2 separate regions of the Homo sapiens genome follow, and region 1 is linked to region 2. Evidence: read pairs that join two places in POLR2A ChIA-PET (ENCODE). Cell type or tissue: PC-3. All regions are shown on one strand. Links, peaks and the distances in the headings refer to the core of each region. The heading gives the core; the rest is flanking DNA.

The links. Peaks named below come from ENCODE experiments on the same cell type or tissue, not always from the same donor. Only the 100,000 strongest peaks of a DNase experiment are listed, where the experiment ranks them.
Region 1: POLR2A ChIA-PET joins it to region 2 with 6 read pairs; 1 of 35 experiments calls an interaction of 5 or more read pairs at or near these places.

What each region holds. Positions count from the first base shown.
Region 1 is chr2:64,540,464-64,545,849 of GRCh38, reverse strand. All of the region lies in intron 1 of AFTPH (aftiphilin), which reads right to left. The region is part of intron 6 of LOC105374773 (a long non-coding RNA gene); the gene reads left to right. Among named protein-coding and RNA genes, the nearest start is that of MIR4434, 18 kb to the right of the region's middle. In PC-3, for the core only: no CTCF peak of the experiment used is centred there; DNase peaks (open chromatin) are centred at 2,679, 3,029 and 3,329; H3K4me3 peaks cover 889 bases; H3K27ac peaks cover 3,411 bases.
Region 2 is chr2:65,375,388-65,380,773 of GRCh38, reverse strand. All of the region lies in intron 1 of SPRED2 (sprouty related EVH1 domain containing 2), which reads left to right. Among named protein-coding and RNA genes, the nearest start is that of SPRED2, 55 kb to the left of the region's middle. RefSeq lists an enhancer at 2,469-3,050. In PC-3, for the core only: no CTCF peak of the experiment used is centred there; a DNase peak (open chromatin) is centred at 2,893; H3K4me3 peaks cover 468 bases; H3K27ac peaks cover 2,131 bases.

The DNA.
Region 1 (5,386 bases), core at 158-5,157, 830 kb after region 2:
TGCTCAATTTTATCCTCTATTCAGATTTGTGTAACTACCACCACTATCAAGACACAGAACTGCCCCCACTCCACCTCCATCCCTGTCCCCTTGCAACCACTAATCTGTTCTCCATCGCCACAATTTTGTCCTTTGAAAGGATATTATGTATGCAACCCTTTGAGGCTGAATTTTTTTCACTCAGTGTAATGTCCTCGAGGTCCATTCTGGTTGCTGCCTGTAACAATAGGTCAGGTCTTTTTTTTTTTTTTTTTTTTTTTTTTTTTTTTTTTTTTTTTTACTGCTGGTGGCATTCCATTGTACAGATATACCAGTTTGTTTAACTGTTCACCTGCTGAAGGACATTTTGGTTGTTTCCAGTATCTTACTATTATAAACTGCATATGTATAGTGTGTGTGTACATACATAAACACTAATAGTATAAACAGTATATACATAATAATAGTATATATAAATAGTATGTATAATAAGGATGCTAGGAACTTCCATATACAGGTTTTTGTGGGCATGTAAGTTTTCATTTATCTAGGATAAATGCTCAAGAGTGTGACTGCTGGGTATCATGGTAAGTACATGTTTAGTTATGTAAAAAACTGCCAAACTCTTTTCCAGAGTAGCTGTACCATTTTACATGCTCATAATACCTTACTTTCAAAGAACTATGTGTGATGGCTTTTTTTTCCTAGCCTAATCTGTGATTAACCTATTGCTTTTTTCCAAAACTTTTACTCTTTAAAAATGAAATAATTTATTGGTTCACAACCTATTCCAAACTCAGACATTAATGCAAATACAAAGATCTGAATCAGAAACTCTGTAACCAAAGCAACAACTCCGCAAGTTTTTCTTCCTGTCATACCTTTGCAAGGTACTCTATTTTCCATTATAGGTGAGACAGGCTTTATTGGCCTTCTAGAGTAAAAACATTTTCATATTTCTCAAAAAGGGGTCACCAATTGATGGCGAGAACTTGCGCTGCTGCATGATCCCCTGCAGCAGGTATTGGCTCTGACCCAACTTACCCTTTAGAAACCTAAGAGAGTGCCACTGCTTCTAAGTGTCCTTGAACCAATCAGTGTAGGGGAGACTCAAAACTTTCCAGAAAATTCCTGTGTCTAGGCCAACTCTACTTAAAAGAAGTTTCATGTTAATTGAAGTATTACTTGTATAATGAATTTACAAATAAAGTTTCATTTCTATAATCCACTTTAACACATAAAATATGGGCTTTAAATAGCTGTTCCTGCTCAACAGGGGAAAAAAAGGATAGATAAGCTACTTTAGTACTGTGTCTGGCACACAACAAACAGAACAAATGTTTCTTCATCCTTCGTAATGGACTACTTTCTCCATCCACACCACAAGGAGTCCCAAATAGTCATCTAATTTCTTTATAACCTGTACAAACAAGCAAGCATGTGTGTGTGTGCATGCATGTGTGTAACTTGCCATTTTTATGTCTACTTATTCTAAGACCTGTTAGAGGGGAGCAAATAAATAATGCCGCTATTGTCTTGCAAGCCACTGTATACAAAAACAGTTGACAGGAGGGTCTCATAATTGGGTAGCAAACAGGATATCCTAGTAGTCAGAGCATAGAGATAGAGAATTTGGGTGGGCTTCCTGTACTTTGGAGATTTATCTATGAGAAATCACATCCTTATCAGGAGATTAGGGGACAATATAGGTGAATAAAAATAATTAATAGAAGTGCAAACTGAAGCCGACTTTCAGGGCTACGAACCAGGAAAATCAGAGGGTTTTGGGTTTGGGAATTCTGGCATAGAAGGTCCAATATAAAGGGGTCAGGGAAACAGTTTAGAAGCCCAATAGCAGTCAGCAATGGAACCTAAGCCCCAAGCCAGATTAGTAGCCAGGATGGCAGGGCATACAACAGGTGAAGGTGATTCTGTATTAATCTTCCACCAAAAGAGAAGCTGCACTTGCTTATGGAATTCTAACCTCTAGTCTGAAATGGTCATGGAAAAGAAGAGATGATGAGTCTGTAAGTTGTAAGCTCTGGGGTCAAAAGGCAAGATGGGCTTGAGAAGGCAGAAGGAAGGAATGGGGCCAACAACTGTCTGAGACTATTTGGCCATTTAAAAATAGTTTCTCAAGAAAAACAAAGTTGGAGGACTTAAACTACCTGATATCAAGACTTGCTTTAAAGTCACATGGTCTTGTGATAAAGATGCCACTGCAGTGTGGTGGGGAAAGGATAGACTCTTCAACAAATGATGCTGGATTAACTGGATAACCACACAGGCAGGAAAAAAAATATCTGATTCTAACATCTTATACAGAAATAAGCTCCAGATAGTTCATGGGCCTACATGTGAAAGGTGAAGCAATCAGCCTTCCAGAAGATAACAGAAGAGATTATTTGTATGACCTTAGGAAAGGCATAAATGTTTTAAACAAGAAACAGAAACACTGATTACAGAAAAGATTGATATATTGGACTGCATTAAAATTTAAAACTTCTCTTCATCAAAAGAATACCATAGAGTGAAAAACCAAGAAAGCCATTGCCTGGGAGAAGATATGTGCAAAACATGTAACTGTCAAAGAACTCATATCCAGAATATGGAAAGAATTCCTACAAGTCAATGTGGAACAATCCAACAGAAAAATGGCCAAAATATTTGAACAGGTATTTCACAAGACAGGATATCCAAATAGCCAACAGCATATAAAAAGTCATCAGGGAAAAATGTACATTAAAACAACAATAAAATACCACTATACATCTACCAGAATGACTAAAATTAAAATTATTCTCTCCACAGCCACTTTTGGTAAGGATGTGGAGAAACTGTGATTCCCACACTTTACTGGTGGAAGTATAAACTGGTACAGATATTCGGAAAACTGTTTGATAATATGTACTAAAACTATACCAGACCTTCAGTACCTGGCACATTCTGTGCACTAAGTAAATGATCAACTACCATTATATTTTAACTTTCACCAACTCTGTGGCTAAAATAATAACCTATCTGTAACAAAACCTAAGTCAATGTTTGCTTAGTTGGCACAAACATTCATATGACTCTATATTTTAAAAGGTCACTGAAAGAATAAGTCACTTAAGAAAAATATGCATAACCACACTAAAGATACATGAAGTTGACTTTATTGCCAGTTTTTCTAACCAATCCCTAGAAAATATAAAACTTGACTTATATAACTATATAATTTCATAGGCTTGGGGGCATGGGGGCGGGGGGATGCTGATAACAAACTAAATCTGAAGCCCAAGGTTGAAGGACTGAGATCATAACCTCTAAACAAGCTCAAGGGTCCAGTGACCAGTCTGTTAAAAGATGGAAGTTTTGAAGTGAAATAGAAAAATGCAACCCGGAAGTTCTCACTGGTATCTTGAAGTAAACTGCCTGTAGCTCCTATTTGGTTAGATGAACAACCACAAGAATTTAGAAGGTGCTTGGTTGGGATGGAAAAGATTCATCACATGTGGGAAATATATAGGGTATTCCCTACGTATTCCTCTAAGGAATAGTTAATCCCTGGTACCCTCCTACCCCCAACATCCACACACAGTATCATGCACCCTAAAGGTCCATGGGCTCACATTTGAGGGGGGTGGAGTGTCTCTAAGTAAGAGGCCCTCTAGCAATCTTTCCAGAATCAAACATCGAGAGTTCTTTCCAGACAAGTTAAAAACATACAGCACACACTGCTCAACTGGGAGAAACTCCCATCCTTTACAGGGTACCAGCCCAGCTGTATCAATGTGTACATCATCTTTCAAGGACAGATAAACTGACCTAGATTATACAACCCAGCTTCACTCTAAACTTATTTTTATAGGGACCAGGATGGAGGGTGAAGGAAAAGATATTGTAGAAAGAAGGATGGTGATAAAAGGGAGAAGAAAAACAACTGTATCTGAAATATGCTAATGACTTCAATAGTATCAATGACATTAGCAAAGTATATTTAATGGATGACAAAAAATAATCACCATCTTTTTACCACAATATGTCTGAGGTTTATAATTAGTCACTTGGGTGAGTGAAGGAAAAAACAAAAAAGAAAAACCGTATTTTCTTTAGAAAAATGAATGAAAATGTCACGTAAGCATTAACAACATCAATTTACATTACAAGTGTTGCCTGGTGTACAGTAGTTCAAATTCTTCCAAATCTTTATAATATCCTTATGGAAATTTTAAGGTCATATCAAAATGTACTGTCAATGAATTTGCCCAGCCTACATTTCTGCTTGAGTCATAAAGAAGTAGAAAAGAGCCCTTCTTCTGAACCACATGAAGATTTGGGTTTTAGTTAACTTTTTGGTTTTCAATATATTTAGAGTGCTATGATATCACAGTTGTTTTCACAGCTCTAAATTTTAAAATCTACAGAAATAATTGTTTTTTCTTTTTGGGTGTTTTTTCTTTTGTTCTTAGCATATTAGCACAACAGAAATTAATACAGGCAGAGCCTCTAATTAACTTGCCAGCCTAAAAACAAAAACCCAAGATATCAGACACCAACTGTATGTCACTGAGTCACCAACTGCATAATATGTTATTTAAGATGACATTTGTTAAATAAATAGTATCTTCCACGTGTTTTCACTCCATGTTTACACCAATGTCATTATTAATACTTATTGAGTGCTTACTATGGGCCAATATTATGTGAAGAGAACTCGTGAGTTATCTCAATTATCTCCTCATACTATCATATGAGGTGGAAATGCTTCATTTTAAAGATGAAGAAATAAAAGCTCAAAGAGGTTAAGTAATCCTACAAGGTAGCATAACTAGTAAGTGGTGAATTAATCACAAGTTAATCAAACATTTTATAAGTGTCTTAAAATATTAGACGTGATTGACGGCAAATATTACAATTATAAAAATTCTTACAAAAAGGCTTCTGAGTGGTTCAGAAAAAGGTTTCTGAAACCTCCAAGTAACTTGGAAGGGGAAAGATTTTTACAAGACAAGAAAGTACAGTATAACCAACAAAAATGCCAAGCAGCAAATATCTTGTTTCAGTATTAGTGTATATAGTACAAAATATGAGCAAACAATGAAAATGAGCAGCAAAATACCTTTATACTGAAGTTGATCACCCTAAAAAAGCCACACTGTCAATAGTGACAACAAAAAATTTTGTCTTTCTAGTTTTGATGTCAATACAATTGACACATAAAAGTAAAAATATATATATAATGTCAGTTACATGAGCTGCAACACACGTTCACTTTTCAAGTGCTACTTACCTTGTTAAACAGCAATGAGTTATTTGAGAGAAGTTGGTTTTCAAAAATTCCCATGAAAAATTTTTTCTTCTACCGAACATTTTAACCTTCTACACAAATTCATAATAACATATTTTATTTGCATTTGGATAG
Region 2 (5,386 bases), core at 194-5,193:
TTATATCTTTCAAAGCCATGACCTCACCTCAGGAGACTCCTCTCTCAACTTGATCTCACAGCCATTTACTGGAAACATTTTCAGAAGCCTTTGTGGAACTCTTTTCAGAAGAAAAAAAGAGAGAAAGTGGGGGCCATACTTGGCACTAGTAAGTATTTATCTTGTAAAGGTAGATTTTTAAGTTTATTAGAGCTAAGTTTGGTAAATAAGTCCAGAACAAGCTTTGAGCCACTGAAATTTTAAAAATGGTGTTTAACTAACAGTAAGGATGGAATTTTTTTTAATGGCTGACTCATTCATGATTGACTAGCCTCGAAGGCAGTTCCATAAGAAAGGTTCCAGACAGCTTTTGACTTCTGACAGCGTCTCTGGAACGCCAGTAGAGTCTCCTGGGGCAAAAGCTTTAATGACAGGGGTTTGGGGATGAGTACGCAGCCTTGACTAAGATCTATAAGGTTGAGTCTAGAGAGAAAAAATTAGTCTTATTTACACCTACGGTATTAAGTGATACTGGCACCTGAGTCGACCTTGTCTTTGGGGCTTGCATAGCTACAAATGGGACCAGTAACAGAGAAGGTTCTCTGCATCCAAGGAGTAGAGTCCAAAACGTGACTTTTGACTTAGGTTGACTTGCACACCAGGTTTCTCTATACCTTATGATATACAGAATTCAAACCTGAATATGTGAGTGCAGGTCAAGGGAAGGACCCTCAGGTTGGTATCCTCAGCAAGGACTTTAGAGTTGGGTGTGTAAGAAGCACTCAACCTCCTTGTATAGTGCCACGGACAGAGCAGCCAGGGCAGCTGGAAAGCAACACCCAGCTGGGGTGGGTGGAGGAAGAATGCATGTCCCCATGGAACACGATAAAGCAAAGTTCAAGGCTCATGATGACTAATAGGTTCATCTAGGAGGATGTGTGACCAAGCAACCTTTGTATTATTTCCTACAGGTGGAAATGAGAGGTGCCATGTTCATTCTATCCTAAAGTATCTCTTAGAGGACTTTGCTGTGGAGAAAGTGTAGTGCCTTGGAGTTTGGCTGGGTCAGATTCCAGCCCTGCTCTCTATTGCAGTGTCGACTCAAGCATAGTAACTAAGGTTTCATGAGCCTCATTACGCTCATCTATAAAATGGAAACATGATTACACTTCAGGGTTGTCATAGGAGGGAAGGTCATAGGAGTTACACAGATGAGGGGACTCAACAGAGCAAGTGTTCCACCTCTCCCAGGCTCTGAGAATGACACCAGAATCTATCTTTTTGCCACAAGAAAGTAGGCAGAGGCTCATCGTTGCTCGTCAGAGTATGCCACCTGCCACAGGAAAATGGCCCCAGTCTCTTTGTGAGGAGAGGCTTGCCCTCCTAAGAGAATTCTCCTTCCTCTTTGCTTGAATAAGACCAGCTGTTAGGGCCCCAGTACTCAGCAGCTATGACAAATTTCACTGCTTAAGACCCCTCAGCCTCTTAAAACAGGAGTTTTTCTGTAGCTAACATAAGCTGCTCTCAGCAAGATGCACATTAGCACTTAATGCTCAGGTGGGTGAGGGGGAACACTCAATGGAACACTTGGTGTATCCACTGCAATCCTGATATTGGTAAAAAGTCACTTCTCATCTGGCTTTAAAGTAGGTCCAGCTTCTCATTTTAACCTGTTTGCCAAGTCCCTAGTTTTTACTATAGCTCTCGTGTCATCTTTGATTGCACCGGTAATGTAGGGATGCTCAGCCTGGACCCCAGACTTGGAGGCCCTAGAGAGACAGATAATCAGGCCAAGGGGGTCCCAGGAAAGGCTTGAGCAGAGAGCATCCAGCTGCCCCTGTCCTTTCTCATTCGCTTACCCTTGATATCTTCCTGAACTGGTATGTTAGGTTCTCAGAGTACTAACTCTCAAACTTCACTGTACATTAGAATTACTGGGGAACTTTTTAAAATCCAGAAATTCAGGCTGTACCCCAAACAATTAAATTAGGCATGAATTAAAACAACAAAAGTAACCCCTCCAGGTGATTCCAGTGTGCAGCCACATTTGAGAACCAATGTGTTAGTTGATGGAATGAAAAATCGAGTGCAGTTACTTACTGGGTTGACTTTTGTGCGGTCACCAACTCTTATCATCTGAGGATCACACAGGACACAATGTCACCCCTATGGGGCCACACTGCCTGTTCTGGTCACTAGTGAGGTCTCAGTGGCATATAGCCATTTTAACAGCTCTTTTTCCTTTTTACCGTGAAACATTGACAGAGATAGAGTAGTATATGCCCCCACCCCATGTACTCATCACCCAGCTGTCATTCATGTCTCCTCCGCCCCACACACACACTTTTTCTTGTATGGAGGGGGTGGACTGCAGTATTTTAAAGCAAATCCCTGACATATAATTTCATCTATAAATACTTCAGTATGTATTTCTGAGAGATAAGGACTTTAAAACAAGAACCGCAATACCATGATCACACCTAAGAAAATTAACAGTAGTTCTTTAATCTCATCTAATACCAAATCCATGTTCTATTTTCTCCAATTTGTCTGAAAAATACCTTTATACATTTGGTTTATTCCAATTAAAGCCCAAACAAGTGTTACTCACTTTTAGTAGTTTGACTTTAACCCCAGGGTAATTAAACTGTCATTGTGTACACAGGTAACGATGCATATGCACTTCTGAAAAGAGGTGTCAATGGAATTTGGCTCAGCTGATGTTTACTGGATGGGCTCTCTCCTCCTTCCTTCCTTAGCCCTTCTGGTGGGATCTTGACATGTTACAGAGGAAATGCTAATTGAAGCCCCAGCCACAACCACTTCTGTGCTCTGCTTCTGCCTGAAGGCATGTTCCCTTTGGTAAACTTAGAATAGAACCTTCAGGATGCATGTGGAAAGAGAGTATGAGTCAGCTCCGTGGACAGCTTAGAATTTCCTGCCCCTTTGCTGGAGGCTGTGTCTGAGAAGTGCTGGGACTGCCCCCGGGCTCCTCTTTGGTCTCTGCTGAGGACTGCCGCTTTGACAGTTACCTAGGGAGTTGCCCAGGACTTGTGTTCTGATGGAAGGACCAGCCAACACCCACACAGCCTTCCTTTCCTTGGTGTGCAGATGGCTCTATGCAGTCTTATCTCCAGCTGGGCATCTGGGTTCAGGTCAGACGATGACCAGGAAAGGAGGGGGTGAGTTTCTGCCCTCTGAGGTAACACCTACCACCTCATCAGTCATTGCTTTGCCACAGTGTTCCCCCTCTATGAGACCGAACACTGTTAGAATTTCTTAGAGTCAGACGCTGCAGCTTTAATGGGTGATGAGGCTTTGGGGGGTCGGCAAGAGGAGGATAAGGATGGAGAATGGGCAGCCTAAATAATCAAACTGTATCACTCCTTTCACAAATACCAATCCAGTGCTACCACGTATGCATCATTCATTATCCTGACCCAACAAATCTAAATTTGGTTTTATTTTTCTGTAGCTTTTTTCTTCTTTAGAAGGGCTTTGTCTTGATTTCAGATGGGTTTACAGTTGCAAGATTTTCTTCTGTCTTTGTATCATGGTTAGATGGTTACAGAGCAGTAAACAAGCATCTTAATATGTAAAGGCAACTCTAATGTATAAGGTTATTTATCACAGGATTATTTTTAACAGCAAAAAGTTTGGAAAACACTAAATGTTCATTAATAAGAAACTAGTTAAATAAATCATGGTACATCCCTATAGTGGAATATTGTGCAGATATAAAAGGAAATGAATTAGTTGTGTTTCAATATGGAAAGATTGTGGCCAGGCATGGTGGCTCACGCCTGTAATCTCAGCACTTTGGGAGGCCGAGGCAGGCGGATCATGAGGTCAGGAGATCGAGACCATCCTGGCTAACACGGTGAAACCCCGTCTCTACTAAAAATACAAAAAATTAGCCGGGCATGGTGGCGGGCGTCTGTAGTCCCAGCTACTCAGGAGGCTGAGGCAGGAGAATGGCGTAAACCCGGGAGGCAGAGCTTGCAGTGAGCCGAGATTGCGCCACTGCACTCCAGACTGGGCAACAGAGTGAGACTCCATCTCAAAAAAAAAATATGGAAAGACTGTGAAGAGATAAACAGCAAGGTCTAGAACATGTGAATAACGTGCTTGCTACCTTTTTTGTGAGATGAGTTTGGGAGAGAATACATATTAATATTTGCATAAACCCTAGAAGGATACACAAAGCAACCTTTAAGAAATGGGTACCACTGGCATGTTGGGTAGGAGAAGGAATGGGGCAGATGGGATGGTGGGAGTACGCCTTTGTATTTTGATTTATGAATCAAATCAATATGATACCTATACAGAACAATTAATAAAATTAAAAAGAAAAATGCATCTATCTTTACATTGTACAGATAAATTAATGGCTTCATTATGCCCCAGTTAATCTGTTTTGTAAGCTTCTGGCCACTGCTTATCCACATTTAAACAGTCCAGAATCTGCTCTGAAACGGACCCATGGAATGCCGTGCCCTGTTCTTCCCATGATGCTTTCCTCAGCAACAGATAATAAATACATGGTTGGCTCCTGGAGCCCATGGGCGTTTCCCCTTCTTCACCCTGAAATATAAACTGAGCTGACAGCCTCTAAAGTTTAACTGTAGGGAACAGGGAAGGCAGGTGCCTATGTCCCACAACATAGTGGGCTGCTGTCTTCTTTCTTCGGAGGAGGTGTGGTGGGAGGATAGGGAGCACAAGAGCATGGCCTCCTCTCCCACCCCAGTCTCTCTTGCTTACCTGTTGGCATTCTGTGCACCATATTGTCTGTATGTTTGTGTTTATTTCCAGCTTGTCCTGAGTGGTAGCAAAATCTCTCTGAGCTGAACTGGTCCCACCCTGGTAGCTTTGGAATGTTCAAATGTTAAGACTTGCTCTTCACACTCCACACATTCTTAGCATCGGGGGCTCATGGGAAACAAACAAATGAAATCCGTGGAACTCCTTTCTCCATCTTGAGTGGAGAAAGAGGCAGAGAAGATCTTTGGGGAGACTTGAAACAAAGAACCGTGAGAATGAACCTTGTTTAAAAGTTTAAAAGTGTTCTGAAAAATGAAATTCAAGGACACTTGGGATCTATTCTCGGCTCTGCCACAAATGTACCTTTTCTATTTTATTCTGGTTTGTGCATTACTATTAGGTTTCTACCTACAAAATAGGTAGAGCCCACATTGACTGTCCATTCCCCCTACTGTTTCGTCTTAGCCAGCTGACACTTACTTTAATGAAACTTGAGAGCTGTCCTTTTAATGCCAGCTAAATGAAGAGAGTGGGTAAGCCCTCCTCCTTTGGCCCTTTTCTTCCTTGAATGAGGACTACGTGAGTACTATTATGAGGATGAGTGCTGGTCAGTTGAGATTTGATCAGGGACTTGTCATCTCCCCTA